Linked DNA regions of Homo sapiens: region 2 is linked to region 1. The links are chromatin loops, found by intact Hi-C in ENCODE. Cell type or tissue: Panc1. All regions are shown on one strand. Links, peaks and the distances in the headings refer to the core of each region. The heading gives the core; the rest is flanking DNA.

Region 1 (16,791 bases), core at 5,624-13,623:
CTATTTTGCCTGAAAGAAGGAAGACAATGAAACACTTAAAAATAATGGCTGCTGATTCTCAAGTTCCCCAAATCCCTTCAGATTACTGAGCCCATGGATTAGCATCGCTGGATTTTCCAGATTCAGAAGTTTGACAGATTAGAAAGAAGTCTGGGGCATCACCCCTTTGTATTTGACCTCAAGGTGCCTCCATGATTAGCTGAAGCATCCCCAAAACTTGCCTACCCCGTGAAAAATATTCCAAGATTTCAGTTCTTTCTCAGATGTTGGAGTGAATACATGGAGTTGTTGGTTTTGAGATAAGAGTGTCTTCATGAATTCACTTTATCATAGAACTGCCTGGACTCACAGCTAGAACAGTATCAAATCTGTCCGTTTGTATGAGGGGAAGAGTGTGTAGGCGAAGCCAGCTGGCCCACAGTTGGCACAGCTTCCCATGCTGTTGACTGAATGCCGCAGGCATGCTATGATTCATTTCACCTTTCACCTGGCCATGCACTTTATTAGAGAGGCCCATGAATTTGGATGTTAAGGATTTTCCCTGAGGAAAATTTTCTCAGACAAAAGCATAGCATCCATAACATCAATGTAGAAACCTAAGGTAAAAGCATTAGTAACACTAGAGAGAGATAAAAAGCATTTTGGAGCAAAATAGTGAAATTTTTATTTTCCCAGAATTTTATACATCCTTTTTTCATTTTTAAATTATAAGTAAACATGTATCATTGAAAATTAACAGAGGAAATGAGTTTCAATAAAACAAATTCGTTTTGGGGAAAATCATTTTTTTTTTCTGTTTTAAATAGGGGGCAAAATGGAGCTGCTCTTGCCCATAGTATTCTGTGCTGAAAGAGGAGGAAGATTGAAAATATCTTGGAAAATATGGGTCAAGTCCCTCCTTTGAGTGTCTCTATATGTCATTCATATACAAAACAAGGACTGCTGGGTGGCAGAGGCCTTCAGGAAAAAGCAGATCAACTCATGTAGAAAGAGAGACAATTCTTCCAAAGTCTTATGCAAGTTGAGGTCTGACCCTTGAAGCAAGTATGTTATTTTCTGCTAGAAAGCAGACGTGTAATAAATACCTGGTGTTGGCCTCAGGAAGGATAGGAAGATATGCAGCACTTATCCTGAAAAGAAAAAGGCTGTAGTCCCAGCTACTCGGGAGGCTGAGGCAGGAGAATTGCTTGAACCCGGGAGGCAGAGATTGCAGTGAGCCAAGATTGTGCCATTGCACTCCAGCCTGGGCTACAGAGCGAGACTCCTTCTCAAAAAAAAAAAAAATAAATAAAAAAAGGCAAGGTCAGATAGTCAAGTAGTCGAAAAGGTTCAAAGCCAGAATATGGAAGAAATATTACTGTGAGAAAGAATGAGCAGGTGGGCTTCCTGGCTGGCTTCTTGCATTGGAAGTAGCACTTTGCTTTAGCTGCCAGTAGAATAATGAGGCAGTGGGAATGTGTGCCTAAGAATCTACAGCTTAAAGAAGTAAGAATGGATGTTATGGAAATCCAGGAACATCTCCCAAGCTACCTTATTTGTGTTTTCAAATGACTTTAATCTCTGAAATTTGAAAAAGAGTTACAGTAAGTGGTGATAGCTCTGAGACTTTGATGGAAACATAAAGTGAACGTGTCTGTGAAGAATATTGCCCAACTGAATGCTCTTATTTTATAAAGTGAAAGGTCCAGTTCACACAGCTAATTATAACAAACAAAAGCACATTGGACTGTTCAAATTTGTCTTCTCATAACTTCCTACTTTTCACAGTTATTTTCTCTAAAGGCCATTTTTGTAGTAGAGAGAATTTGCTAGAATTTTCTGGGAACATTTGCCAATATTTCTATTGTTCTGACAGAGAAAGAAGGGAGGCAAAGACAACACATGTTCCTGTGAGCCCGTAGAGAAAGCATACTTGAGAGCCATTGCCACACCTCAGTGACACCATTCTTCTCCATGGAAAATTTCCTGATTCTTTCTCTACTCAATTTTGAGAGTCCTGCTTGTTTTAAGATATGTAGCAATGAACATCCAAGGAAAATGAAAGCTGCATAAAGAACTTAGAATCTTAAATGTTTAATTTGCTATGTGTATTTTCCTTATTCTACAGAGAAACACATTATTTAAACTTACTAAGAACTCTTTGGTTGCCTACTATACCCAAAAGGCATTAAATGTGCAAAGATCACTTGTATATCTAAGAGTCATAAAATTCTGTTTCTTATATAAACAAGTTCTACATAAAAGAAACTATCAAAATCAGTTATCATGTGAATTATATAACAGTGTCCCTTGCACCTTACTTCTATGACTCATTCTTTCATGATTAATTAGAATTTATAAAGATAGCTTTGCAAAATTTAATGCACTTGCGCCTTTTCTATGATATAGTCGACTGTAAATTAGTGGTTCTCATGGAGGCGAGAGAAACATGTATACTTGAAACAACTCTTCAGGTGATTTGAACCATCTTCAACAAAATCACAGCTGTGGATGGTATCTGGACCACATAATCTCCACTTTTCACTAAAGACTCAAACATTTATACAGGCTATTGTCTTGCTCTTCTCAATTCTTCCTTTGATGATGGTACAAAAATTATAAATGGAGGAGCAATCAAAAAAGAGTAATTTCAACTTGTTTTATTTTTTTATTTGTGAGAAATTGTAAAATGGGGATCTTGTTAGAGTTGGCTTCTGAAGGTTAAGAATAAATTGTTTTTAGAGAAGATTATCTTTGTTCTAAAATGAGCCAGACATTCATTGAGAAGCCTATTAAATAACAGCTTTAGTCAAAAGAGTAAAATAAAGCAAATACCCACCTGCTCTTTGAGAACATAATAAAGTGACCATAAGATTATATATGGATGCTGCAGAATATTAACCAGTTAGTGTATAATGCAAATTGGAGGGCACTTTATTAGCTAAAATTTTTCCCCAAATATGTAAAATATTGGGTTCACTATTGTAATAGCTCTTTCTGGGTGGAGAAGTTCTAGTTATATATTGTAGAAGTTTTAATTACACATTGTTCTAATTACATATTATAGATTCTAATACAGGAAACAGATTTACCCCTGTTAATTATGCAGGGACAACTGGAAAGGAAAAGGTCACCTATACTGAGCAAATGACTGGAAGTGTGAGGTTTCTAGGCTCAAAATTATGAGTGAACTAAGATTTATTTTTGGCCAAAATGAAAAAGCCAACCTCTACCACCTGGTCTTTGGATGGGAACTTTGAGCCTGATAAGACATCAGCAAGTGCTGAAATTCCAAACTTGCAATAAAAAGTGTTCAATAGCATACTTTGGTTTAGGTGGGTATTGAATTTTTAAATGTGCCTGTAGTAAGCTGGTACCAGGAGATGCAACATTTAGGAAACACCATTGCCTGACTGCATATGGGGACCCGGAAATCTCTGGGATCACAAAGCATTAAAAGTGTGTTGGCGATGCAATCTAGAAGCCATCCTTAATCTCACCCCCACACCTTATCCAGGTCTAATCAACACACCTACAGAACATGTCCCCATGGCTTCACACTTTCCAAGTCCCCTCTGAATCTCACCTGAACCATTCTCATAGCTTCTAACTGCTCACCCTGTTTCGAATCTTGCCAGCTACAATCTATTCTCCATACAAACACATCTTTTGAAGTTACTAATCACACCATGCCACTCCCCCTACTTGCCAGGCTCCAGTGATTTCCCTTCACAGGAATATTAAAATCTACATCTCCACCAGACTCTCCGGGACCATCCCTGCTTTTCCCTCACTTTCACTTCCGCTCCTGTGCTCCAGCCAAATGGATTGCTTTCCGCTCCTTCAGACCTCACCTCAAATGCCCTGCCCTCGGAAAGTCCCGCCCTGACTACCCCTCACTGTTCATCAAATCACTGAAATTTAGCTCTCAGATAACACTTAACATTTTCCTCCTTATTTTTTTGCTGTTTGTCTATTGGTCATCCTGTTGATTTGTTGGGTTATTGACTGCTTCTTCCAACTAAAATGCAAGCTCTATGAAATCAGGGCATCCTTTTTATCCCTAATGCCTGGAACAAGGTCTGGTATTTAGTGAGTGGACAAATATTAGTGGAATTTACAAGTGAGAATTCCTCAGGGATTGACAGACATTGCTTCAAAAGAGAAGTGGCATAACATACCCCCAATTTTGAGAAAGTTGGGAAATCATAATCATTATAGTTGAAACCTCAAAATAAATATCCCCTTATTTTGTACTCCAATCTGATGAAGTGGGACATACTAGTTCATCATGTTGTACCAAAATTATTTTTAATTATTTAAAGTTATAACTTATTTTATTTTTACTTGATAGGTAGGTAGACCTGATCATATCAAAGTTCTTTCAGTTTAGCATTCAAAGTTCTATTGTTGCAAAGAAAAGGAAAGCTTTTACACTGTTGGTGGGAGTGTAAATTAGCTCAACCATTGTGGAAGACATTGTGTCATATAATTACATTTTTAGCACAGTGTTAACTAACTGGTATAAGATTGATTTTATTTACTTGCCCAATTGCATTTAAATCGGTTAAAATTCATCCAACTAATTCAATAGTATAACTGTGGCCAAGTCTGAATATAAAACATTTGAAGCAATCATTACAATGTATTTCAGAAAGAAAATCTAAACAGCAAGGATTCAGCTAATCCAGCAACATACTTCAATGAAACAAAACTCTTCAGTCTAACCATAGATTTATTCAACTGTGCTCTTTGTTTTTATTGTATTATGTATATTCCTAGGAATATTATTCTCTGGGGGCAGTTTCGATTTCAACCATGGAAAAGATTTTCTCTGGAAAAGATTAATTCCTAATTCCTCTAGGCTGGACAATACGTTCCTAGTAGATTTCAGTGATAGATGGATGCACTTTCAGCCTCTGTAGAGAAACAATTCTAGCTGGTTAAAGGCCCCAAGCCTTCTGGAAATTTAAACATACCCACGTGCATTTCTTCTTTTTCCCTAGAGCAGACCATCAGATTGATGTAACTCTGGGTGGTGATGAGTGAGAAAACACAAGGCCAGCCCAAGGAAGCAGTCGCTTCCTTTATCTTTCCTGATAACAGTTGCTTCTCCTCTTCATCACTGAGTGTGTCTCAATGCATACACAAACTGCAGCCACTTCCCTAGGTATGTGCCTCTGTCTCTTTAATTTGATGTGGAGCTTCATGAGGTCAAATATTGTTTCTTAATCATGTGTATCCCTAGCTCCTAGCCATACACATGGTACATTGCAAATGCCTGAACAAATATTTCTTGCAGTGAAAAAGCAGAATCAGTAGTGATCTCACAAGGCTGCTGGATGTCTGCTCTTCCTTGCAGCCGAAGGATCCTCTAGCGAAGACTCTCATTTCTTTTCCTCTTTTTTCTGTTCTTGGACTCCGTGGAGGAGTTTGAGAGTTCTAACACCCACTTTAGGATTACTAATATTAAAAAGCCATATGGGGAGTATTGGAGGTGGTGGAAGCCCACTTGTTAAAAAGGGCCTCATCTTAAATAAATAATTAAAGAGAAATAATTATTTAGAAAAAAAAATAATGACTCAACCAAGACGACAGGTTTGTCTCTTGAATGAGTAGGCATTTGGTTGAGATAAACAAACATTGCCACTGGCAATAGATCCTGCTTCCTGTTGCTAGGCAGAGATCATGCTGGCTTTACTTAGATGGTGGTGTAAGTTTCCCAGCTGCTTCAAGTGCTTATTCAAGAGAAACTGAAAAATAAAAAATAAAAATGGAACAGGGGACAATGGGGAACTGGGCTCCCCCTAACCTGCTGAATAGGTCTGGTGTGGTTGTTCTCTGACAATTTTGGGAAAACTCTCCTGAAGAAACTGAGTTAGCTATCACCGGAAACAAAATGAGATCAGATAAGACAGAGAATGAGGGCCATTGTTTCTCCAAGAGAGAAAAGCACTTCATTACATTATGATTAGACTATTAAGACAAGATTCACCTGGTAGGACTAGTAGGTGAACAAAAGTGGTAAAGAATGGCCAGGGCCATGGGAAGGGCAACCTCATGGCAAAATTGGGCAACTCTTCCGAGAATAATGAAAGAAAATATTTGAAGCCACTTGAGAGACCCTAAGCTTGGATGGAAAACAGCATGGATTTGGAATCGGACACACCTATCTTTAGGACCCCAGTTCTATCCGGCTGAGAAATTCTTTAACTATTCAGAGAAAGAATAACTCATTTTTTAACTGCTAAGGGCAAGTTCCTTAATCTCTTTGAGCCTTAGTTTTCTCATCTCTAAAATGAGCATAATCACTTGAAAGTTATCAACTCTCTTCCCAGAAAAAAGCATATATCCAAAAAAACTTTTTTTTTTTTTTTTTTTTGAGACGGAGTCTTGCTCTGTGGCCCAGGCTGGAGTGCAGTGGCGAGATCTCGGCTCACTGCAAGCTCCGCCTCCCGGGTTCACGCCATTCTCCTGCCTCAGCCTCCGGAGTAACTGGGACTACAGGCGCCTGCCACCACGCCCGGCTAATTTTTTTGTATTTTTAGTAGAGACGGAGTTTTACCGGGTTATCCAGGATGGTCTAGATCTCCTGACCTCGTGATCCGCCCGCCTCGGCTTCCCAAAGTGCTGGGATTACAGGCGTGAACCACCGCGCCCGGCCGCATGCACTTTTAAGGAGTTCACAGATGTTCTGCAGCCCAATCCGCCTCTTGAGAATAAAAACATTACCTTACATTTTTTTTTATGCTGAGTTAAATTTTCTACTTCACAGAACTTTTCTAAAAATAGATGATTCATTATAAAATATATAATGAATATAGAAAAGACTATAAATACTTTTATTTATCAGTAAGAATTCTCTTTTAACAAGGATCACTGTGATTCACCAGCATACTTATTATTATTATAATGCTTAACTATAGCTTAACACTTCGCAAAATGTGGCCCCAATTTTTTTTTGTCAAAATTATGTTGGTTGCATGCTTAAGAATCAAGAATTCTGCCTCCAGAAATTCTGATCCAGAAGGTTTGAAGTGTGTCCAGGAATCTACATTTTTAACATAATAAAACCACTTTAGTTCCTAAATAAAGCTTAAGAATAGACAAAATTTGGATTCTAGCCCATCTGCTTTTACTATTAGAGGTAGTATCTATCTGTTTGGCTTTCTGCATTTTACATTCGACTTATTTAAAGTAAAAGGATCAACCTGTACTTTGTGTTCCACCATTTTGACTAACTATTTTGAAAGATTCCATTCAATGTCAGAGTAATGTACATCATAGTTATATGTGGAACAGGGAAATCAGCTAAGTCCAATGTTCTCAAGGGAGCTAGCAGTCAAAATATGTCCTGATGTTCATACACCAGGGGTCAGTTATTAGCTAAGGGCTCTCAGCAGTGCCCAGGGCACAGCAAGAAGTGAAAGCAAACAAAGGTAAAAGCAATGAAGACCATAGACAAAATCTATGGTTTACAAAAGCCATACAAAGGATTGTAAAAGACTGGCAGTACAGGACCATTTGGTATGGAGCAAATAGCCACAAATAGCTTAATTATTCCCAAGACCATTATGTTTTAGGCAGAGGAAAATAGTCGACGTCCATGATGATTATTTTATTTATTTAAAAATTTGGAAATATGCATCAAATAGTTTGTTTAAGAAGGAAATGAAGTGCATAATATATTTTAGAAAACTTCCTATCCAAAATTCAGAAGATTTTTTAATTCAACTCTCAAGAAAAATGTTACCTTCTGAAATTATTTGTCTTTGAAATATGAAAGTATATGTTGTCCCTTATCATAAAGATCTCACAAAAGATACAAAGCTATTAAACAGTCTGGTCACAAACCCTAGCCAGACTCAGACTGCAGCAGAAAAGATATTAAAAACTACTGAGTGCTATGAGAGTTTTCTGACAGCTGAGGGCAAACCTAGAAGGGATTAATTTTCATCCTGTATAAAAAACTAGATTTCATTTTCAAAGAAATTTTCAAATTTCCCTTTAAAAGATAATATAATAATAGCACATCATGAAGACATTTCATAGTAATTGATAAATAGAAAAACTTTCTTCCCAAATGTTAGAGGATTGCCTAAAGCATCAAATAGAAGTAAACAGAACTTCAAGGGGAAAGCGTCCCATGAGGGGGATTAAAAACCCCTCCCTTTAAGGTTCTGATTAGCTATAATTGCTCAGTAACCACCTGCAGTTAATGACAAACTCTGGCTAAGCATAGGGCAGGTTCAAGGAGAGTAGCCTCAGAGTCATTTCAGACACTTGGTGGATTCTTTCCAAGAGTAACAACATAAACCCCAGGGATAAACACTTGATAATTTTTCTAAAGAAAGTGACACCAAAGATGCCAGTAGGGTTATATATAATTAGTGTGCCATTAAAGAGATTTGAGTAAGACCTACCCAGGAGATTTTCTTTTTGCTCACTAGATGCTGCTTGTCTGAACAGGTTTCGGCCTATTTTTGCCTCTTTTTCTTTCACAAAAGCCAAGGACAATAGAGAGATAATGGGACACATTTAGGAAAATGAAAACAGGAATTTAATATGCATCCCCTCACACTCCAGGTAATCCTTGAGTATTGGTGCTGTTCCCAAATGCAATGGGAAGAATGATGATGAGTAGTAATTCCTGCTGCTGCTGGATGATTAAAAGTTTAAATACGGCACATAAAAAATAAATATAAGGTACCAGAAAAAGATTATTCTGTACTTGGATTGAATTACTTCCTTTTGGCATATGAACTGTGTTTTCTTGTGAAATTCATTTCGGTTTAAGCAGTGAGCTGCGGCTGCCAGCTAGCCCTCCACTAGTGGGATGTGCTGAAAAGAACACAAAGGCATTAATAAGTTTGTTTTTCAGGTCATGGAGCCTAGTGCCTGCTGTGATGCCTCTATGTTTGTGTTCTTCCACAAGCCATTTAAATATATTATTTAAACACCTAACCTATGAGACTAGAGATCTGAGAAGATTTGGGGAGAAACAAATTGAAAGCCTCAGCAAACTAAATAAAACCCAAAAGGGAAATATAGCCAGTATGGGGTAAGAGGAAGGCAAAGTCAATAAATATAAAAGGGAAACAAAGAATTTTGCCAGTAACCACCCCTAACAAGTTCAGAAGTTGGTTGAAAGATTTTCACTGCTAAGTATAATTCCACAAAGGGCGTACAATGATCTTGGAATTATCTCTGTTCCAGGTAGAGATGCCAAGGTCTCTGCTTTTTTGCAGGCATCCAGGGGCGGAACTTACACGCAATAAAACCACTGTTTGCACCTTCCAGTGCCCAAAATCCTTATCATTTTCTTCTTTGACCGTGAAGACAATATGAGCAGGCCCCAGACATGAGACATGGTGCATGCCTGCAAATGAAATGTCTGGGGCTAGGGAATACAGTCCACTTTCCAAGTCTGTGACGCCTTCCTACTTTTGCATCAGAGCCTTCTGGGTTTCAGGAGAGGCTCCTTTTAGAATCCAGACTCTGACCATGTCACAGAGAAGTTGACTGGTGAATACTCATCTTGTTTTATGCAAATGATCTTACTTCTGACCTAACATGTTAGTCTGAAAACTTGCCCACTCTAATGAACTCAGAAAGGATGAGGAACAGGAAAGCTGCCCTTGATTCATGACTCTAGCTCCAGCTGTACTTATGATAATGGATCCGGGCTGGGCGCCCTTGGGAAAATGTGTATTTGGGGGAGGATGATGCCTGGACAGTATATTGAGATTTCCTGTGCTGCCATGAGCAATTTGTGACTTAATGACTGTATTTATAGGTACATTACAGGTCCTTTATCATTTCAGAAATCAATGAAGTAATTTCCATAGGAAGTTGGAGTGATTTGTGGCTGTATCAGCTGCCTCTATTTATTTTATCATAAAGAGAAAAAGAATTCATCCATTAGGGAGAACTGAAAATGGAATAATTTGTCGGAAGGAAATCTGGCTTCAAGAAGATTGAATGAAAAGTCGTATAAAGAAAGACACTACTTAAAAGAAAAAGATATAGTGTTTCTAGTGGTAAAACCTCTTACAAATTATTAGGACATCTTTTATTTTTCTACCGTGACTACCACTTAATGCTAAGGGCTACCATTTATCAAGGACTTGCTACATGGCCAGACCCTTACAAAAGTTTTTGCATGCTTTACCTCCTTCAATCCTGTTACCCATTCCATACCTTACAGATGAGGAGAATGAGGCTCCGAGAGATGTAATAATTGCAATTATTACAAGGAGATGTAGTAACTTGCCCAAGTCATAGAGCCAGCCAAAGGGGCAGAGCTGGCTTTGAACTCTGTTTTATCTCACCACAAATCGGTTCCTCTAAGTCACTGTTACTATATTTCTATGACTGGACTAAAGTTATTTGATCATTTGTGTAAACAGCTGTGTTTTGACCTTACAAATTCATTTTACTGTATGTGTGTCTATATAGTCATATGCAATTTATTTATTCATCCCTTCAACAAATACTTATCGGACACTTACCTTATACCAAAACCATGCCAAGCACAGGAGACTTAAAAATGAAAAATAAGGTCTTTCTCCTCAATGAGTTTATATCAGGAAGATAGAATAGGATTATATTACAGTACGTACAATAATGCAAGAATGTAAAGGGCATAAAAGCAGAGCAGAGGCATGGTCCGAACACAGCACTGGAAGACTTCACCATTTGTGTCAAATTACCAACTATTTTTCCAAAGTTACTGATTTCAATTCAAATTTAAGATAACAAGCAAAGGAGTTGATATTGTTTACTTGGTTTTGGGAAAACTCCCATTTGGATATCTGCAGAGCACACAGGAAAGGGTGTATTTCTAGACAAGGGAAATATCCTTCTTCCAAATATAGATCCTCTAGGAAACTGTGTTCTGAATTTAGAAACCAACTTCAAACTTTGGTGCTTGCAAAGTGGGTAGGCTGAGGTAAAGCAAAACTTGGAATGGCTACATATATTTCATTTTCATCTTTCCATTTCCTTGGCAATCCTAGAATTAGGTACAAAAAGATTTGCAAACAATAATTTTATATTGTTTGCACACAATAGACTACATGTTACCTTGGTTAGCAAAACATGAGTTTCTTTTCAAAATTAAAGCTTTCAATATAATGAGAAATGGCTTTAAAAAGCTGTAATATTCATTCTATGAAAGCCGCATTTAACAGTCTGTGTACTAACTAAATCCTAGTTTTTGTTCCTGAATGAAAAAGAAAAATGCCTTGTAAATACAAATGTGAGAAAAATGATAAGGGCTAAATTCACATTATAGACAGCATGTTGGAAGGAGTGACATGATTGCTAGACTTTTTCAAAATGCATACCGGTGTGGGTCGTATATTTTACACCCGGCATTCATATATCTCAATCAATCATCAGGGCAATCTTAGGAAATAAGCCAGTTAAGTTTTTCTTCCCTTTCCTCCTTTCCGTTCCCGTCCTCCAGTTGAGGAAGTAGAGCCTTTAAAATTGTCATGAACTCCATGGAGATCATCTAGCTAATAAAAAGGATAAGGGCAGGACTCAGCTCCACCTGAATCGGAGCGCAGTATGCTACACTATGTGGCATGCAAATTATAACTAGAAATATGCAGCAAGCTCCTTGGTGTTAAAATAAAAATGATTTCTAATTATGCTTATGCTGTAATGTATGAGGAAAGCTATTTATATTTTATTTATTTAATAAATATTTATTGAAGGAAAATTACTGTGTTAGGAGAAACAACAGGAACCAAAAGATAAACAATGCTATAACTCTCTTCAACTGGGAAGATCTATGTATATCTACCTATGCATATAGGAAGAGACATCTTCTCTAAACACAATCTGAAAGTAGTCTATAATACGAATAATGAAATAAACACAGCTCCCTTTTTTTGTATGTTTGGGGCAGCTGAAAAAAAACGATGAACATATACAGGGATGAAAGATTTATGTACAATCCTGTTTATACTTAAGTTTACAACCCTATTCATTTGTTTGAAATGAGCTTTATGTCACAACTGCCTTTAGACTCACTGTGTCTGGGGTAAAGGTCAGTGTTGTAGTTCCTGAATCACGACTGGGTTCAGGCAATATTGATACATCCTGACACTTGCTGTCAACACCTAGCTAATAATTATGCTACTGGATTTGGGGACTTCATAATGAAACTTTTCAGAACTTATACTGGCGAATTTGACATTTTATTCTTTGTTTTCAGACATGAGCTGAGGTATCCAAATTCATAGAGGTTGCTGCATGATAGAATACTATTCTTATATGTCAGAGACAAGAAAGTGACCTTTTGCACTTCTTCAGGCTGTGGATGGAGACTGTCCTTACATGTATATCTGCAAAGCCTCTCTCTATGTGTCTGTATCTCTCTCCCTACACGCTTCACTTTCATCCTCAGCTCTCATTAGAGAATTTGTCCTTTCCTATTCCCCAGAAGCACACAAGTTTTGAAAATCAATTTCAATGCCTTTTAAATAAAGTTGTTTCCTCCCCCAAATACATTTTGCCCTTGAATTCATATTCCTTTATGGAATTCAGGCATATCCATCAACTCATCAGTCAGAATCCTGAATATGACTTGAAATAGATTCCCTTAGGTAAAAAATAATTTTGTGAAAGTGCTTTCATTACTTTCAGTTTAACACTTCTGAGTTCTCACTTTGACTTTTTAAAAACTCATGCATTTCTAATTTTTTAAAGTCACAGACAGGTAAAAGTCTCAGAATCGGTGAGCCATTGTCATTAATCATTTTTAAAAGCACCAGAATAATTGTGCAGAATTAAAAAACATAAAAAGGTTATTTTTGTCATCTCTGACTTTATTCTCATCCTAACCATGCTGTGAATATTACTTTATGATAGCATGTATTTCATCCAGGTAGAAAACTTGTATTCATATGCTTGCTGAAACACTAAGTCTCTTGTCCAGTCTAAAAGTGATGTCATTTCCTCCATACCACTTGCGAAGCTTTACTTTTAAGGAGTCATTGTGTTATTATGAATTATATTGTTTCATAAACAGTTCCATTGTCCTGGGTATGTACCCCTGTATGTTAGTAAAGACCGAGAAGGAGAAGGGCAAGGCCTGAGGTCATGTACTCTCATTTTGCATGGACCTGTGACTCTGGAGAGAAATTGTTACCAGCCCATGGTTACAAATATTAAGCAACAGACTCTCCACTTAGCACTGGGTAAAATATGCATTTTTAATACCAGAAATACATAAATGTGGTCCTGTATTCTTTCCAGAGGGGATGAAGGTAGAATGGAGTTGTTTCGTTTTAATACAGAAAAGCTCAATGGAAGTTTTATAATCTTTTAAGCGCACAATAGGGAATTACATCAAGATTATTGGAAACGTCTTGGCAAATGCCTTTGAACTGCTAGAACATAGCTCATGTTTTCAAATGTATATGTGTATAAATACATGCTTTTTAAAATTAAAATATATTTGAGTCAATGACCAGACTGAGATTCCCAATATGCAAATTTATAATTAAAGAGATTTTGTTTTCTGTTCTTTGGGGATTGGGATATCAGTCATTGCAATGAGCAATTGTGTCCTTATAGCTTTGGGTTTTTACTATTTGCTTATGAAAAACTCCACAAGAATTATTGGCTCAACATTATGACTTCCTTGGCAGCCCCTGCTTCACGCAGTTGTGTTGCTTTTCTGTAAGGTTGTAGCATTTTCCACTTGCAGTATTCTTCTTACTTTCACTTTGTTGGTTATCACAGCCCACAACTGCTGCTAAATGCCATTTTCCTTCCAATGAAGGGCCAGTTATAGTGGATAATACATGTGCTCCCTGAGGCTTTAATTAAGTTAGCGTCTGTGTCAACCTAAGCATGTGACAGTTCATGAAAGGAACTCTGGATATTAAACAGCATGGAGCTATTTGAAGAGTGAAATATATCGTGTGTGAAGAACAAAAGAATCTGCAGGAGGTTTCAAAGCAGTGAAGCTGGAGTCTTACAGCATTCTGCGTTAGCTGCTGCATTCTTTTGAGGAAGCTCTTGTTCTTCTTCCACTAGGTGATTGACACCTGGGACGGGGTGTCCTCTGTCGTTATTACTAACATGACTATATAACATAAGGAAAACTATACTGAATCCTGCTGAGGGCATTTTCAGGCCAGGCCTAATTCTCACAGATGATAAGCTGCATTAGCCCAAAGTGGCCGACCTGCTTGGAAAGAAACTATTTTATCTATTTAGATTGCTCTGGAAATAACAATGGGGCCATCATATTTCAAAGATGAGCAATGTTATTTATCCCATATTCATTGTAAAATGTTTTCTTACGTAAAAGTGGGAATTCATTGACCAGATTTTCAACTCCCTCAAAAAAGATAAAAGGCCAATAGAAAAACACCTCGATAATCTAGCTCCACAACAAATGCTCCGAGAATCCTACTTGTCTGGCTAAAATTTCTCTGAAGATCTCTCATTTCTGCTCTCAGAAGCACAACATGCAACCTGGTTATTGCTATATTTACCCTTGTTTTCTCATAGGATGCTCTCACAGGCAGAGTGGGAGCTAAATTGGGCTCTGATAGGGTTTCCTCATCCTGAACCCATTTTCTGAGCACGCTGCATTCATAAATAGCCTGCCAGGCTTTGGGCTTCTGAGGTCACCGTGCTTCACACAATTGTTCTCTGCAGGACTACGTGAAAGACAGTGCCTGGGCTGAGGCCTGCAGTTCCTGGAAGCTGGGTTTCTCAGCATTGAAGGGCTATCTCTCCTCAAAGAAAAGCACAGCCCTGCTGTGGAGGGCGACCTTGGTCATTGTTCTTGGGGCCTGTGACTTCAGAAGTGGAGGTTGCTCCTGAAATGATAGGACCAACCTCTAACCTGATACCATCTGGCTCTCAGGACACCTATATAAATAGCAAATTGATAGCTGTAATAGAATAAATGCTTTGTAAACTCTCCTGTACTTAAAAGGAATGCAAATGAAGGTATGATCTGAATACTTTTCCCTCCTGCTTCCTTGACACCCTTCAGGCTTAATCCTATCAGACGTCAGAAAGAGTAAGCTGATAAATGTAGTGACTTGCCATTAATCAATTAGAGGAAGATGTTTTGTAGATACATGCAGAAGGTGAAAAAAATCTAATAATTAGCAGTTTGACCAAGAGGTTTAAGAAGGTAGTATGAGGGAAACAATAAAGAAGAGCATTAGGAATTTGCTGCTAATTTATTGATATAAATATATTATGTTGCCATGTAGCTATAGGTAGATATAATATACAGCTGCAATTAGGAGATCACGGTTCAGTTATCACTATCACATTAGTTTTTTTCCCATTGGCTTTTCTCTTATTTTTAATGACTTACTGCAGTTTATATAAAGTCCATGAAAATTTCCTAAACTAAACATCCTGATAGTTTTCATTTATTTTCAAGGTTGCTGTAAAGTTGAAAAGCAAAAACAAAACAAATGAGTTCATTACTTTTCTCCAAAGCTCAGTAATTTATGGCAACCTGCAAGCTTTAGGGAACGTCACCTTTTGAGATAGAGCGGAGAGGTAGTAAAAACTGAAGATTCAATAAACAACTTACTTTTAAAATGTGTTCAAATATATTTTGGAGCCATCTTTATAGGGAAGTGCATGAAGACTTTTCAGGCTGTGAAGTACTTGAATGATTATCATTAAATATCTTAGACATATGATGTGATTTAAGGTACTATAATGAACTAGTCTATACCTAATATTCTGAACAAGGAATAAACCATCTCTGTGGTTATTGTTCTCCTTGTACCTCTCTCTGACAGCCTTTCCCTCCCGTCTTTGCGAAGGCAGCCACTCTACATTACCTGTAAATGTATTTGAAGTCAAACCACTAAATAAGCACACAATATCCTAAACAGTACAAAATGTTGACTACTTATTTTCACACAGTTTCTGATGAAGGCAGGGATACTACTATATCTCAGTTTGAGATATAATTGAATATACTTTCTTACCTACCAAACATAAGAAATGCTTGAGAATATAAGTCAAAGCAATGTCTTTCATATTGTTATGAATAGATACTCCTAAGAATATGATAAGGAAATTAACAGTGTCAAGTATCAATACTGTTATTTAAATAAGAGTCAGTCTTTCCTTTTCTTTCCCTTTCTTCAGGTCAGTTGGGTAATAAGCTGAAGTCGTAACAAGGTTTGAGGGTGGCACATATCACATCCGTGTGTGAACACTCAATCATCATGCTCGTAAACTACAAAAGGATCTGATTCAATCTTTTTGTGTGAAAATAATTTTACCGACTTGGAACTTAAAAAATAAATTTCCATCACACAGGATTACATTTGGCCTGTCATGTTTGCATTGGCCTCACCTATATTTACACAAAGTAATATTCTTTCTCTTATAGTTACCATTCTGTGTTCTTCCCCTTGGGCCACATTCCTGGCTTTAGAACACACACACACACACACACACACACGTAGAGTAAATAGCCTCAGAGGTAATAATCTGAAGACCTCAAAACCACCTGTCAATCCATTTAAATCAATTCCAACTGATTATTTGACTAAATTTACTTATGCTTGGATTAAACTGACAGGCACATCATTGAAATGAACCCACAAAAGAGCTTCTTGATCCAATAAAACAGAAGTTATGAAAATGAAAAACAAAATTGCCAAAGTCATAGTTTGTCTTCAAGCCAACCTTATCTGGGGCTTGGTGTTTCTTTCCAAAGCTCAACTAAAGGGCTTTCTACTTTATATCATCTATAAGGACTGTACTACTGAGAGGTGACAGCGTGCTGGCAGCCCTTGC
Region 2 (16,791 bases), core at 3,583-11,582, 370 kb before region 1:
TTGGCAGCTGTAGCAGCAGCAGTGAATGTAAGTGGTTGTCAATCGTATTTTAAATAATGAAACTCGAAATGCCAGTGCTAAATACATAATAATTTAAGTCAATTTACTTTGTAGCTTAATTTAACATAGAAGTAGTAAGATTACAGGAATTGGAAAATAATCTTGAGTTCTATGTCTTTCGAATTAATGGAGTGAAACTTAGCATCTACCAAAGCCTGAGGTTTTATTGCTAAAATATTGTATAACTTGAAACATTTCTGTCTGACTTTTCAGGCCTTGAAGACAGTACCATGGGAAGTGTTGCAGACACAGTGGCAAGGGTTCTTCGGGGATGTCTGGAAAACATGCCGGAAGCTGATTGCATTCCCAAAGAGCAGCTGAGCACATCATTTCAGTGGGTCACCAAATGGGTTGATTACTCTAACAAATATGGCTTTGGGTACCAGCTCTCAGACCACACCGTCGGTGTCCTTTTCAACAATGGTGCTCACATGAGCCTCCTTCCAGACAAAAAGTAAGTGTATCAATTAATGAAATCCTGTCAGTTCTCTAGTCTTGCACTAAAGAAATCTAAAAACAATGATTAACTGCTTCTATTTTTTTTTCCTCTTCTCTCCCTTTCGTTCCTGTTTTTATAGAACAGTTCACTATTACGCAGAGCTTGGCCAATGCTCAGTTTTCCCAGCAACAGATGCTCCTGAGCAATTTATTAGTCAAGTGACGGTGCTGAAATACTTTTCTCATTACATGGAGGAGAACCTCATGGATGTAAGTACTGTGGCTTTAGAGTGGTGACATTTGAAGTGTAGGCCACAAAGCAGTAGTGTCTGCATCACTTTGAAGCTTGTTAGAAACAGATTCTCCTGACCTACCGTTGGTGTACTGAATCAGAATCTCCGGGAGGTGGAGGCAGGGATTTCCAAAGCCATTCTGATGCTTGCTTAAGTTTGAGAGGATTTTCTTAGAATAATAATAGAGTGCATGCTACAAAATCTTTGTAGGCACTAACTCACTCTCCTAATCTCTTCCAGGGTGGAGATCTGCCTAGTGTTACTGATATTCGAAGACCTCGGCTCTACCTCCTTCAGTGGCTAAAATCTGATAAGGCCCTAATGATGCTCTTTAATGATGGCACCTTTCAGGTAAATGAACTCTTCAGGAAAGTGCACGTTTAGGTCCTAAACAGAAAGATTTGTACCTAGACAGTTTAGTGATTGACTGAACTTTTCTAATTCTCGAATATTTTGAGAGATCTAATGTCTATGTTTATTTTTTAAGGTGAATTTCTACCATGATCATACAAAAATCATCATCTGTAGCCAAAATGAAGAATACCTTCTCACCTACATCAATGAGGATAGGATATCTACAACTTTCAGGCTGACAACTCTGCTGATGTCTGGCTGTTCATCAGAATTAAAAAATCGAATGGAATATGCCCTGAACATGCTCTTACAAAGATGTAACTGAAAGACTTTTCGAATGGACCCTATGGGACTCCTCTTTTCCACTGTGAGATCTACAGGGAAGCCAAAAGAATGATCTAGAGTATGTTGAAGAAGATGGACATGTGGTGGTACGAAAACAATTCCCCTGTGGCCTGCTGGACTGGTTGGAACCAGAACAGGCTAAGGCATACAGTTCTTGACTTTGGACAATCCAAGAGTGAACCAGAATGCAGTTTTCCTTGAGATACCTGTTTTAAAAGGTTTTTCAGACAATTTTGCAGAAAGGTGCATTGATTCTTAAATTCTCTCTGTTGAGAGCATTTCAGCCAGAGGACTTTGGAACTGTGAATATACTTCCTGAAGGGGAGGGAGAAGGGAGGAAGCTCCCATGTTGTTTAAAGGCTGTAATTGGAGCAGCTTTTGGCTGCGTAACTGTGAACTATGGCCATATATAATTTTTTTTCATTAATTTTTGAAGATACTTGTGGCTGGAAAAGTGCATTCCTTGTTAATAAACTTTTTATTTATTACAGCCCAAAGAGCAGTATTTATTATCAAAATGTCTTTTTTTTTATGTTGACCATTTTAAACCGTTGGCAATAAAGAGTATGAAAACGCAGAAATAATGGTCTCCTGTCTTTAGTAGAACTCTTCACCACATCGTTACATTTTTTGATAAGATCGTGCCAAGCAGTGCCAAGAAGCCACTGAGTATAGAAGCATACTAGAGAGTTAGATCTTTAATTTTTTCTAACTACAGTTTCTAGGAAGTCTAATACCTGAAGTACAATCATAAACTTTCAGAGTAGATCTAGCTTAAGAACACCATTCTTCTTACAACCAAAATATAAGCCTCCTACAAAATCCAAACCCAATTTCTCTCTGTAGTATTTCTTCAAAACTTGTTTAGCTTGGAGGTGAAGCCAGATTAAATAGATCTCTGTTATTCAGTGTCAATAGGTACAGGAAGTTTATCTTAATATGGGCAAAACTCTGAATTAGAATACATGCACCACCTAAACATATTACTCAGCATAAACCTGCCTAAACACTTCCAGTGCCACTGGCAGTACTAGCACATAATTCCAGTAGTGAGAAATACTTTGTGAATAAGTCATTTTATTTTCCTTCTGGTGCATGGTAGTTGAGGAGTGGTATGGGAACCAAGTTGTGGTTTGGGGTCCATCTTTTAATCTATTAAATTAAGAGGTAAATTTGAGGTTTTCTTTTTCAGTGGGATCTACTCTTTGACAGGTGTAGTAAAGGAAAGCTGCTCATCCTGTTACTCTGAACTTACAGGCATCTGCATAAGATGTAAATATTTTTTGTTCAATTGTAATCCCACTATAAGGAAAATACTGTCCTATGAAAAGAAGTGCTTTGGTTTGTTAAGGCTGTGTTTACATTGTGGTCCTGTACAGCATAGTATAGAGATGCTAGTTGCACTTTTACATTTTTCTAAAATTGTTAAAACTCCACTTGGTATATTGTATTAATAAAAGCCAAATCCAGGGAATATGTTATGAGTATTTCACAACTCCTAGATTAACTCCTGCTGGCTGGAGTTCTCTGGCCATGTATACAAATTCAGTTGTATTTTTATAAGCAGAGAAGAAACAATAGTTTCCAAACAGAAAATGTTCCTTCCTTTTGAGTTTCACAGTGGAAGATTGTATACTACCTCATGATTTCAAAATACACACTTACCCATTCTTATATGTACTCAGCATCTGCTGTGTGCCACATCCAGGGCCTGGCATTGGAGACACAGAGTGAACCCGAGGCCCCCCTGCCCTCAAGGAAGTCACAATGGAGTGGAGGAGACAGTGCATTTACCTATTAGTGTGACAAGTGGTGTGATTTTACGATAAAGGTATGTACTGGGTGTTGTGGGAACTCAGCAGGAATCATGAGGAAGAAGCCCCAGGCATGGGCTGGGCTCAGTGAATAGATTCCAGAAAAGAAATTTGTTTTTACTGTGTTTGAAAGATGAGTGGGGGTTAAATAGAAATATGCGATAGGGAAGAGTGTTATAAGCAGTGGGAATAGCACGTATAGAAGCCCGGGGGATGAAAGAGTTCACAGAAGTGGGTGTGCAATCTGAAGTATTATAGGAAAAGGCTGGAAGACATGAATGGTGCAACCCATGGCTTTTAGGCTGCATTTTGAAGGCTATGCCAAACTACTGAGAAATTTCAAGGAGGAAAGTGACATAGTACTTCAGATTCCTAAAATTTATTCTGGGAGAAGAGGAGACGGGGTGGGGAACAAGATGGAAACGGCCCAAACAGTAAAGAAATTAATGCTGTGACTCAGGTGAGAAGGGACCTGAGACAATGAAAAGGAGCAAAAGAAGAGCTAGGCAGTACCTCATTTGGCCCTCCTGATTCATTTCAACGTTCCCAGTACTGAGCACCAGATCTGGTACTGGACAGTCAACTATCGAATGAGTAAATGAAGATTGATTTTGGAGGAACTTAGAAAGTTGATTTTAACAGGATCTAGAGCCCGGTTGAATGTGGTGCCTAAGAAAGTAGATGAGGTGCAGAAGGATTGGCTGAGGCAGTCAGTGGGGGACGGGTTGCATTCTTGGGCCATTAACTATAGTAAATTAGGAATATGGAAGGAAGAGCTTGATGGAAAAATATAGTGAGTTTTAGACATATCTAATCAGATTTGTATGAGGATGCCCACATAGGTCCAGTAAACAGTGGATATGCAGGTCTACATCTCAAGAGAAAGCAACATTTGGAAGTAACTAAGTTTTGGAAAACATCATGGGAGTGGATGAGAACACATAAGGATGGATTTCTGTCACCCCTTCTACCCAACTGCATTTCTGGGGGAGGAGTACAGAGGACATCTCCATAAAACATAACAGTGTTGATAAATCTTTGCCATGGGAGAAGGAGAATAAAAAATTCCCAAATAAATTACCCTTCCAAATAAGGGTACCCTGAATTCCACAAAAAACAACTGTAAAATAATAGATTTCTTTAATGAACACCTTTGATCCCCAGGAACGTTTCTCCATTAGCCCTCACAAATTCTAAAGATTTAATAGTTTTGTTGCATGTCTCGGCTATGGGGGAGGCTGAGGCAGGAGTGTCGCTTGAGCCCAGATGTTTGAGGTTGCAATAAGCTATGACCATGCCACTGCACTCTAGTCTGGGTGACAGAGGGAGACCCTGTTTCTTAAAAAATAAAATAACAGATACCCTCAACTAAACTTGGTGTGGCCATGACAGTGAACTTGATCTTAGGTTATTTAACATTTACGACTTTTATCTCTTAGTCCCATCAAGCCTTCAAGAACTATTTCTGAATGTAATCTCATGTCAGCTAGGGAAATCATACTCCAGTGGAAAAGCTTTGGAGTCAAATCTTGAGTCCAAATTTCTGTGCAACCACATGTTAATAATGCGATCATTAGTAAATACCTAATCTCTCTAAGCTTCTGTTTTCTCATCTGTGAAGATAAAACGATAATAAAACACTTGCACAACAAAGGTACTCAATAAGTATTTCTTCCTGTTCTTGTTCTGTTTTTTTTTCTGCCTCTTTCCACATCTGTAATGGCAGGGACCGTAATTATCTAGAAAAAAAAAAACTGTCTCATTCTTGTTTCTCCCACTTTCAGTTCTGTGTAAGTTGTGATCGAGTCTTCAGTTCTGTGTAAGTCGTGATCCAGTTGGGATCATTTTGGGACTTTCAGAGAGAAGGAATCTAATGGAGATTGTTGGTTATACAGATGATGGAAGAACTCGGTGGTGAGGCAACCCAGAGATTCACTGCAGCAGGAAGGCACTACTCTCCCAATGGCTAGAGAGACCCAGAGAAAACGTCATGTTACCAGAGCCCAGAACTGAGTCTTCTGGCAGAAACTAGAATCATGATGGTCACTGCTTACCAGGATTTTGAGATCATGGGACAAATGTCATCACTGCTTGAGATGACCCCTGTGCCTTTTTGGGTGAGAAAAAAGGGGGACAAAATATTTTGAATTCTTTCTTCCTCTTGGCCTCCAATCTCCCATTGACCAAATGAGCTGAAAGGCAGTCGAAAAAAATAGCCTTGGAAATACAGTTGTTAGGGTCATTGTAATATTGCAAAATAAAGCAGAAGAAGGGCAGAGAATGAATCTGAGCCTTAACCAGCATATTAACTGCCTACCTTTCTTTCTTAGTTTTTCTCTTCCACGAATTTTCTACCATTTCTACCTTCTCCTTCTCTTAAATACCAAAGTGACATAATTGCTAAGAGCTATAGTTAGCTAGGCAGCAAGATGATAGGCAGTAGAAGGTTGGAGAAGGAACAAAATTGCGTGGGTGGGCATGAAGAATGGAGTCATTCCTGCTTTAGGCCTCTGTGATTCGTAACATCTTCAGACCATTTTTGCCTTGTAGAGATTTTAATCTACTGAAAATAGGTGTGACTAAAAATGCATAGCTGCATCTCCATAAGGTACACAGAAAAACCAGTGTTGGTATTTTATGGCTATTCAATGCATGAGAGAATCAGTATATTTCTAAACCTTGTAACAAACTGTTGTATAAAAAGAAACCTGTAGATTCCACTTTGTTTTTCCTGACTTGGGAGAGACTCTGGTCTATATGTTTAGATTCATGCTTTGTTCTAGCCCTTCGTTATGTCTTATTAACTTTACTAATGGAAGGCATCTCTTTGTTTGAATTGCCACAATTTAATTATATTAGTGAACTCAAATTAAAACGGTAAATTTCCATATGCAGTGTTAGAAAATAATATCATGGTTCATCAATGTCTGGAATTCAACTGAATAGAATAAATAGATTTTGCTCTAGGATTAGCCTGATAATATGTTTATATGTAAAACAAAATTGATTTTAATGATTGCAGTACAAAAACTTCACTTCTAAGTTGAGTTAAATTAACAAACTCCTGATCTATCTCTGCTATGAAATACTAAATGATTAGATATTTTAGCCCAGCCATGCAAGTTGGAACACATTCTCTGTTCCAAGCCTATAAAAAAATTAGTACTGTAAGAAATCAGACAACAGACCTAGGCCAGGGGCGGTGGCTCATGCTTGTAATCTCAGCACTTTGGGAGGCAGGAGGATCACTTGAGACCAGGAGTTCAAGACCAGCTTGGGCAACACAGTGAGATCCCATCTCTACATAAAATTTAAGAATTAGCTGGACATGGTGGTCCATGCCTATAGTCCCAGCTACTTGAGAGTCTGAGGTGGGAGGATTGTTTGTGCTCAGGAGGTTAAGGCTGCAGTGAGCCATGATCACACCACTGCACTACAACCTGAGCGATAGGGCAAGACCCTGTTTCTATAAACAAACAGACAATAAATAAGCAACAGGCCTCAGTGAAATAACTAAAATTGTCTTTCTTTTATACCCCTTTGAAATCAGTGGCAGCAGGATGACCTTTAAACTTATGATCATATAGACATGTCAAAAGAGTTTCAATGAGACATAAATTTATTATGTGATTTATGTGATCCTACTAAATAGAAAAAATATGATAAGTACAGAACTATATGAATTTTGAAGAACTTTGGAGCTACATAGAAGATCTTTAAATATTTCAAGAGATAAAGAAATGCAAAATCCAAACGTGATAGGGTATTCTGGAGGGGAGTGCAGACAAAGAATTAGATAATAACATAACTACTGATATACTAATAAATGTTTAGCAGTCAGCTTTTTCAGAGGTGGCCAGAACCTTGATTTGTTTCATTTGCCAATTTCTGTGGTATAATTTCTTTTACCATGATGGACTTCTCACTACCAGAGTGATGTCGCTGAATGTGGAGTTGGAAAGAGATGCACAGCAGTACATCATTATAAAGTATTTCCAGCATATGGATGTAACAGACATAAATAACCTCAAGAAATAGATAATAATAAAATGTAAGGAAACAATTAGTGATGAGTTTAGAGTATTTATTGCCTTTGTTTTTAACATAATTTATTTAATTGTAAGTTTCTATAATTACATAATGGTTGTGTTAACAACTGGCTTGCACAATTCCTGAAATTTTAACAATCACTCCTCACGAAACTTTTAAAACCAGCTCCAACATAGCAATAATAATAATTTAAGCCTGGGGATGTGAACTATATGTGCTCTGAGAAGAAGGACATCACTCCTATATTCTGAATAATTAATAGGGCTTGGTATATTCTTTTAACATCTCAGACGGCACTGCAGTAAATATCCCGGTCTACAGCTGTGGTTGTGTATATAAAATCTCAGCCAGCCTAGGTTACAAACAAAAAGTTTAATTTAGATAGCATAATAGCTTCTTTAGCGAAGTACCATTTCATCTTAAGAAGACTTAGTTAAGTATTTAAGATAATCTGAATGATTGAATTGATAATTGTTGTTACAGAAAGAATCTCTATATTTAACCCTAACATTGAAACTGTGTGTTAATACTTCACATATAGTAATGTATTAGTATTATAATCCCAATTAAAAACTGAAATTTAAGTAACTGATATTGCCTTAGAAATTTAAGCTGAAGGCTTGTGACATTTAAATTTGGTATTATAATATATGATAAATTTATCATCTTTTAAGCTTAATTTACTCAATTTATAAGAATGTTTATATACTTAAGAATACTTGTTATAGCAGACAATTGCAAAACAGTATTTAAAAAGGAAGTCAAGTATATTATAAATGCAATATAAAATAGTAAAGGGAAAGTTATTAAGTTTTAACTGGGATCCTATAATACAGTCCTCTTAAAGTCTTTTGTTGAGATATAAAAACAGAATGTAAATTTTTAAAATTAAACTTAAAAATGCAAAGAAGAACTAGATGTTTAAGTATACTGAATGTCAGATTTTTAAAACCAAATCCACTTCTGAGCATAAAAGTCAATCTCAAAAAAAAAAAAAACCAAAACCACAAAACCTCATTTGCAATCTGTTTTCCTGGGAATTTGTGTTTGTAGATGAATGTCAATACAATTTTCTGATACAAGCATGTAATTTTATTCCAGTAATATTCTTTTGAGAACATGACATGAGTAGAAATGAAAGGCAAAGATGGAATCCATGTAGAGAATAAGGCAAACCTTTAGAGCTGAGATTGTATATTGCCAGAGAATAGACATCTGCTTGAAGTACAGCGAGTTTTAGAGTGGGTTTTAAAATATTTTCCAGCAATTGTCATCAGTTAGTCATTGGGAGCATTCAGATGAAAATTAAAACTTCTGACTTCCTTTGCAAAACTTCATGATCAGACAATATGATCAGACATTTCTACATATCAACAATCAGCTGGAGCTGAGAAGTGCCTGCCCCCAGAGAAGAGACAGCCCTCTCCATGGACCTTGCTTGCCTGATTCACTCAGCTGGTGCCTCAGACGTTTGAATGTGAGCCTAGTGCAGAGTCAGGTGAAACTTTCAGGGGGCCTGTCTATTTCCAAGTTGTTTACAAACGCTGATTTTAATTCCAGAAAGTGTACTTTGGGTGATTTTAGGGAAAGTGTGGGCTTCATCCAAAGCTACCTTCTGCCATTTTTAAGCATTATTGGTTTAAGTGGAGTTAAAGGTCAGGTACTAAATCGGGCTTGGGGCACGGAAGTACTGGATAGAGAAAGGCAGGTCCCTGGCCCATGTGTGATTTGACTCTTTTGGCTAGGGCTCCATATCTAGGCCTGTGCCCACGGACTGAGGAGAGGACAGACATTTCTGTTTTCCTGCCCAAATGTCACATTTCTCAAGACCACCCTAGCCCACCACACCCCTATCCTGTGCCTATAAAAACCCCGAGACCCTAGAGGGTACACACACAAGCACCTGGATGTGGAGAGAAACACACGGGCGGAAGAAGACACAAGCAGCTGGATATTGAGAGGAACGCACCCGGAAGATCACATCAACAGGCACCAGCAGAGGCTTGCAGGCCATCCATCCGCAGAACGATGAGGAGTTTGGCCGGGTGGTCAGAGGAGGGCCACTGAATGGCCCGACTCCAGGGGATGACCACCTTCCTACTCCATCTCCCTTCTGGCTCCCCCATCTGCTGAGAGCTACTTCCACTCAACCCTTGCACTCTTTCTCCAAGCCCATGTGTGATTTGACTCTTTTGGTACACCAAGGCAAGAAACCCCAGGATACAGAAAGCCCTCTGTCCTTGCTGAGAGGTGAAGCCAGCTGGACTTCCTGGGTCGGGTGGGGACTTGGAGAACTTTCCTGTGTAGCTAGAGGATTGTAAATGCACCAATCAGAGCTCTGAGTCTAGCTAAAGTATTGTAAATGCACCAGTCAGCACTCTGTAAAAACGCACCAATCAGCGCTCTGTGTCTAGCTAAATGATTGTAAATGCACCAATCAGTGCTCTGTAAAAACGCACCAATCAGCCCTCTGTAAAATGGACCAATCAGCAGGAAGTGGGCGGGGCCAAATAAAGGCATAAAAGTTGGCCACCTGAGCCAGCAGCGGCAACCTGCTCGCGTCCCATTCCACGCTGTGGAAGCTTTGTTCTTTCCCTCTTCACAGTAAATCTTGCTGCTGCTCAGTCTTTAGGTCTGCACTACCTTTATGAGCTGTAACACTCATGGCGAGGATCTGCGGCTTCATTCCTGAGATCAGCAAATCCACAAATCCAGCTGGAGGAAGAAACTCTGAACACATCTGAAGGAACAAACTCCGGACACACCATCTTTAAGAGCTGTAACACTCACCGTGAAGGTCCACAGCTTCATTCTTGAAGTCAGCGAGACCAAGAACCCACTGGAAGGAATAAATTCCGGACACATTGCCATAAGTCAGGGGGTCTGATTGAGCTGCTAAACACAAGCCACCTACAGATGGCAAAACTAAAAGAGCACATGGTAACACATGCCTGCGGGAGCTTCCGGTGCTGTAAACATTCACCCCTAGATGCTGCTGTGAGTTCAGAGCCCCAGAGCCTGTCTGCATGTTCCCCCTAGAGATTTGACCAAAGAAGCAGGACACACCCCCACCGCACACCCTGCAAGGGTGACGAGGGAACTTTTCCTGTTTCGGTAGCACTGAAAAGAAATGGAAGAATAAGTCTGACAAATAAAGACCTACCAAAGTTTTCATAAGCCAAGGCATCCACCGCGATGTAGACGGCTTCTTTTCTTCCTGAATTTTCACCTGATCGACATAAGGTTATTAAATTCAACTCATATCATTCTCTTAAATTCATAATGAAATTTAGGATAAAGGTGAATTTTGCAGTTTAGTCAACTAGGAACAAGAGATCATCCCTCACTTAATTGTATTGTTGGTTGAAATATAAATTTCATTAGCAGTTGCCATAATCTATCCTCATTTCCTTTGTTAGGCTTGTGAATAGACTCACTTTACTGATTCTGAAATACCTGGACTATGTGAGCTTATGTGGCTAATCTCTTCATTCTTTTTACCACATGGGGAGAGAGAATAAGATAATCATCTGAGGCAAAGCAACATATATGGGTGGCAAAAGGGCAGCTATAGCAGCAAGTTGCACCTGCTACATATGGATTTAACCTCATGAATTCTTTAATGAGGCAAACCTTTCATGTTTCTATTCACTATCCTGTAGGTATACCTGGCAGTTTTGCTACAGAGTGACTCAGGATTAAACTCCAAATATCCTCAATATAGATTAGTCATAGGGAAGGGCCAGTGACTGACAATAGGCACAAGAGAAGCACTAGGCTTTTTGGTTTTAAATAAATAATATACTCTGAGTTGAAGCAATTAAATCTTCCTCCAAATACAACTTTCTACCTAGATATTAAAGAAACAGAATAACAGTTGAGTTTTGTAGAATCTGATATATTTCTCTCAGATTTTTTCTCCTTCAGAGGTACACACACATATGCTTATTTTAAGTCAATCATCCTACAATTGCTCAAGTTAAAACCATATAGCAGAAAACATTTGGAATTTCAATTAGATATGTCAAGATTGAAGCAACTGGGTCAATTGCTTGCTGAACAATCATGAACATGACACTGATCCTATTTTTTATATTATAAAACAAATATAATAATAAAAAGTGTCTTAGAATTCATTAGATAGAACAATATAATATTGAGAGTATTTGACCATTTTGACCTACAACAAAAACCATTTCTTATTCGAAAATATAGCAAGAGGAGAAATTAGAAAGTAAGCTTCCTCCCCTCTCTAATTATTTTAATATTATATCTTTATTATTTCTCTATTCATATTACCTCTTTGTTTTATATTGATGTCAGTAGTTATTGATATTTATGTCATATTATACTGTTGTCATTCAATAAAGAGAATATCTTATACTTAATTTATCATTAGAATTTTTCAATTATTAATTGTTTCCTTCATCATGCTCCTGGGGGAATCAAATTGAGGAATATCCCAAAGAGAGAGCAATTTACTCTTTTTTCCTTTTTTTTTTTTCAAGATGGAGTCGCGCTCTGTCACCCAGACTGGAGTGCAGTGGCACGATCTTGGCTCACTGTAGCCTCTGTCTCCTGAGTCCAGGCAATTCTTGTGCCTCAGCCTCCTGAGTGTCTGGGATTACAGATGCATGTCACCACAACCAGCTAAATTTTGTATTTTTAGTAGAGACAGGGTTTCGCCATGTTGGCTAGGCTGGCGTGGAACTCCTGACCTCAGGTGATCCAACCGCCTCAGCCTCCCAAAGTGCTGGGATTACAGGCATGAGCCACCACACCCAGCCAGTTTACTCTCTTATGACTGACAAAATCAAAGGTAAGTCATATAAACATTTCCTACATTTTGACTCCTTTTATGTTGCCTTTTCTTATTATTGTCCCTTCTCAACTATCTTTAAAAAATTTCCCCAACTGTATTTTCAGGAATTCCAAATATCTTTGATATTATAAAATGTTTCCTGAAAAACATATTAACTGGCAAATTCTTTTGGGAATTGGTGGCTTCAATAAAATGAACAGATTTCTTTAAGTCAAGATTTTTCTAGAACTTCCATATCCTAAATTTGCGTTATGAATCTCCAAGAGAGAAATAGAGTGCAAAAGTTTTTCCAAACTTATACACACTGACACATTATTTTGCTTTAGAGTGCCTTTTAAGATCACAAAGAATATTCCCTGGAACATAGTTTGTCGATATATGTAAGTAATTGTCCTTTATAAGATACATTTAATTTAAAAAGATCCTGAACCTGTCAGATAGATTGGAATGTAAGTTCAGATCTTTCTTGTAGTAGGACAATAATTAGGTAAACAGGAAATTTAGCACCAACTTTGACATCATATATCTTAGTCTGTTTTGCATTTCTATATTGGGATATTACAGACTGGGTAATTTTTAAAGAAAAGGAAGTTATTTCTTACAGTTCTGGAGGCTGGGGAGTCCAAGAGCATGGAGCTAGCATCTGGTGAGAATCTTCATTCTGTGTCATAAGATGCGGAAGGCATCACATGGTGAGAGAGCAAGAGCATGTATATAAGCTCAGGTCTCTCTTCCTCTTCTTTAAAGCAATCAGTTTCATCATGGGGTCCCATCCTGATGACCTTATCTAATCCTAATTACCTCCCAAAGTCCCCACCTCTAATTAACATATGAATTTTAGGTTTCCAACCATGAAATTTGGGGGATGTATTCAAACCATTGCATTGTGGTTCCAGAGCTGTTACATGTTTTATCCACAACCTCACTCAGCAAGAAAATCTCCCTTCTAGAGGGAGAAATTTATGGTGCAGAGATCAACTGGATGGCCAGGTAGCTAAGGTAACTTTGCAATGTAGATATTCCATCTCCAGATCATAAAGAGTGGTTTCCAGTTGCCTTTTGCAAATTTCTATTTTCTTATAATGGCAGAACTGAAATGTTTTAAAATAAATTTTTGTCCATGTCCACTTTGGTTTGCAAAAGGCATTTTGTGTTTAAAAGAGAGCATGTTGGTAGTCCTTTACACTGAACAGGACAGATGTAGAAGCTATAAAGACTTCTTCATAAACCACTTTTGGGGAAGAACCTAACAAACAAAGCATGAGGATATATCACACTGAGTACATTAGAGCAAGACTTTTACACTTGTTCTTTGCCAAAAGGCCAAGAAGTGATTAAAGCAAGATTTTTTAAGTTAAAATTTAATATAGTTGTAGAAGAGTAAGCTTCAATTGATTTACTTTAATGGCATGAAGAAAGGAGTTATTCCTCCTCTATGTCCAAAAGTGACATAGAAACAAAATTTGGTAGGAAAATCAAGAAATCTTAATTGAATAATTTTTAAACAGTTTATTATACAAAATTATAAAGCATAACTTTACAGTTATGCTTTATTCAATTCAACTGAGATGCATCCTTCAATATCCACTACATGGTTTGGAACATGTTAAGCTTGCTATTGATAAAACAGTCCGTTTTTTTTTTTTCTCACAGTACTGAACAGCTGTGTACTGCCAAAGGCACAGTGCATATATACGGATGGTGACTACACAGTTTACCTGGGAAACTCTTAATCATGCCTTGTGTCAGTTAAAAATCTTTGTATTTGGCTGGGATTGGTGGTTTACTGCATAATATCAGCACTTTGGGAGGCTGAGGTGGAAGGTTTGCTTGAGCCTAGAAGTTCAAAACCAGCCTGGGCAACATAGCGAGATGCTGTCTCTCCAAAAAAAAAAAAAAAAAAAAAAAAAAATTACCTGAGTGTGCAACTGGTGTGTCAGGAGCCTGAGGTGAGAGGATTGCTTGAGTCCAGGAGGTGAAGGCTGCAGTGAGCCAAGATCACACCATTTTACTGCAGTTTGGAGGACAGAGAGAGATCCCATCTCAAAAAAAGTATGCATTTCTAAGATGAATTATATGGTTATCCCATGAAATACTCATTGCTATCCCATGTGAGTTTAATGTAGCTAAGATGCATTTAGCATGACCCACTTATGTTACCACACCTTTGATTTCAATTGCTTTTCCTATAAAGGTAGGTTAAATTTTTTTCATGCTATAAGCATTTATGACCTTATTTTTAGGCTTTATTAAGCACAACAGCAGAAAAATGAATTCGGGCTATGTACATTTATTCAGATCCTACTACACATTATATTATTTTTTTACTTTATCTGCTTTGTTGACCACTATGACTGTGGTGGTAAAAATTGTTAATGACAGTCAGTGACACAAGGTACCATCTGGTTTATGAGAATGAAAGAAATGTATTTAAGCAGGATATGGTTTCTCTAATCACCAATCTTTTGCAGACTGACTCATAATCAATTACCTGTCATTTCAACTTGGAAGTATATGGTTTGTTGTATTACATCGCAACGTTATTTCATCCTGGCTTCAGAGAGGAAGGACTGAAATAGAAATATGAAATCTTTGTTTCAAATAAAAGTGATTTGCTACAATTTTGGCAGACATAACTGGAAAAACAATTTGAGAGGAAAAATGAATGAATTTGAAGTGTGCTCTGGCAATAATAGGTCTCATTCATTATAAAATACTTAAAATGTGCTGTGATGTGGTGGTGAAACTCTGACAGAGTTTAAATATAGCCACACTAGCTTCTTTGGTCAATATTAGCTGAAATGCCAATGCTAACTAAACACACAAAGACGTCATAATTATTTATCTAGGAAAGGAAGTTGTAAAATAATGTTCTTCTGGATTCCTAGATACTTCAAAAGAATTTCTCCTTGAACTTAGTAACATTACCAATTTGCTAATACATTTAGAATTGCAATTGAATTGATATATTTTATGGGGTTCCTTGAGAAGTAAAAGTAAGAATGTGCTTTATGCCAGGCATATAACAAGTGGTTTGCTTTAGTGATGTAAATAATACACTAGTGTACTACATCACAATTTAAAATATTCATTTGGTCTTCCCTGATTCTAAGTGGCTTTTCTCTTAGCACTCATGACATAAGAATGGCATATTATGATTTCTTGAAGCCACATTTTAATTTTATTTGTGAGAAAAACAAAAACAGAAATGAAGACTGGGAGCTTTAATAACTTAAAATGAGACTTTCATTGTATGTATTTAAAGATTTCCAAGAATTAATAATCAAAAATATAGTCTTAAGTATCTTTAGGATATGTCAATATATTTATTGAAAATTAAAAAAAAATTGTTATTTTAAAAAATAGCAGATACTATAGGTTGTATCACAGTACCCCAGATTCCTGTAAAGCAGACTCAAGCTCTCATTCTTCTGCTCCATTAGTGAGTTCAGCATTGAAATGCCTAAAGTAACTGATTTTTTTAAAAAAAATCATTTATTTCAGTTACACAGGCAGTGTCTTAATTTCTCTATGTGTTTGAGTGACTTTTTCAGTGAAGCACAATGAGCTTTTCAGAAAAAGTATTACACATCCTGATATTTGACCTAGCACTATTGCTGTAGTACCAGTCTGATACTAAAACACACCAAATGTCTGTAGGGCAAGTTTCTTGTGACCCTGAAGGAATTTCAGGTCAATAAATTAGAGAGAATCTCAACATTTGGTTATATTCTAACATACTGATCCCATTGAAATTATTGTAGATTGTTTTCCAAACATCGTGTGCTTGTTTTTGTGGGCATGAGATGAACAAAAGAACAGTTTCTTGACAGGTTAATGGAAGAATGTTGCTCACTTTATAAAATAAAACAAAACAACACAAAAAACACATCTCTAACCAAAGCATGCAAAATATGACTGGTGCCATGAGGAAGAATCATTTAAGCTAGAACTTCCTGTATTTAAGAAAGTTAACAAAATTGTTTGAGGAATGAACTGGTTTTGTGTGTGTGTGTGTGTGTGTGTGTGTGTGTTAGACACTGCTTATTACAACTAAGTGAAGAACTTTGACAGGTGCTTTGCAGAGTAAAGTTAAAAATTACTTTGCAGAGTAAATATAATTATTTCTTAGAAGACTTTTAGCAGTGTATTAGTTTATTGTCTTCCTTAAAACAAAAGAAGGAAAAGCTAAATGATACTAATTAAATTTAGAAAAAAATTTCCTCCCCGATATAGTTGATAAAGTATAATATTCACAAAAATTCTTATTTGTGAATTTCAGATTCTTTGAGAAAAATGCTTTTGTATCATTTCAAAGTCAACTTTGATAGCCAATAACATCTTTATGGAAAACATTTTATTTGTTCAGGTGCTTTGGACAATCCAACCCAATGTGGAAGTTTGCATTTCTTATCTTAAAATGTCCTCTCAAGAGTTAGCATACCACATCAAATTTAAAAGCCATAGCTGTCTCTGTGGCTTAATGGTTTTATCCCTGCGAACTCTGGCTTGTTGAAGTATTCATTAGGAAGACCTCAGCTGTCTGGCTGCTGTACCTCAGGGACTGTTTGGAGAGCTTACAAACTCTCTAGTTCCCCTGCGCAGAAAGCCTGCC

Evidence for each region. Peaks named below come from ENCODE experiments on the same cell type or tissue, not always from the same donor. Only the 100,000 strongest peaks of a DNase experiment are listed, where the experiment ranks them.
Region 2: a loop joins it to region 1, with 4 times the contacts of the local background. A loop is called at or near these places in 21 of 110 quality-filtered maps.

What each region holds. Positions count from the first base shown.
Region 1 is chr5:58,069,634-58,086,424 of GRCh38, reverse strand. It overlaps LOC124901202 (small nucleolar RNA U13), which reads right to left and starts at 16,237; the gene lies at 16,134-16,237. In Panc1, for the core only: no CTCF peak of the experiment used is centred there; no DNase peak of the experiment used is centred there; H3K27ac peaks cover 8,000 bases.
Region 2 is chr5:58,439,262-58,456,052 of GRCh38, reverse strand. PLK2 (polo like kinase 2) reads left to right here. Exons shown (of 14, transcript NM_006622.4): 10 at 1-27; 11 at 274-514; 12 at 639-768; 13 at 1,032-1,142; 14 at 1,279-2,071. The coding sequence ends at 1,470. Among named protein-coding and RNA genes, the nearest start is that of PLK2, 12 kb to the left of the region's middle. RefSeq lists enhancers at 5,648-5,817, 9,341-10,540. In Panc1, for the core only: no CTCF peak of the experiment used is centred there; no DNase peak of the experiment used is centred there; H3K27ac peaks cover 5,480 bases.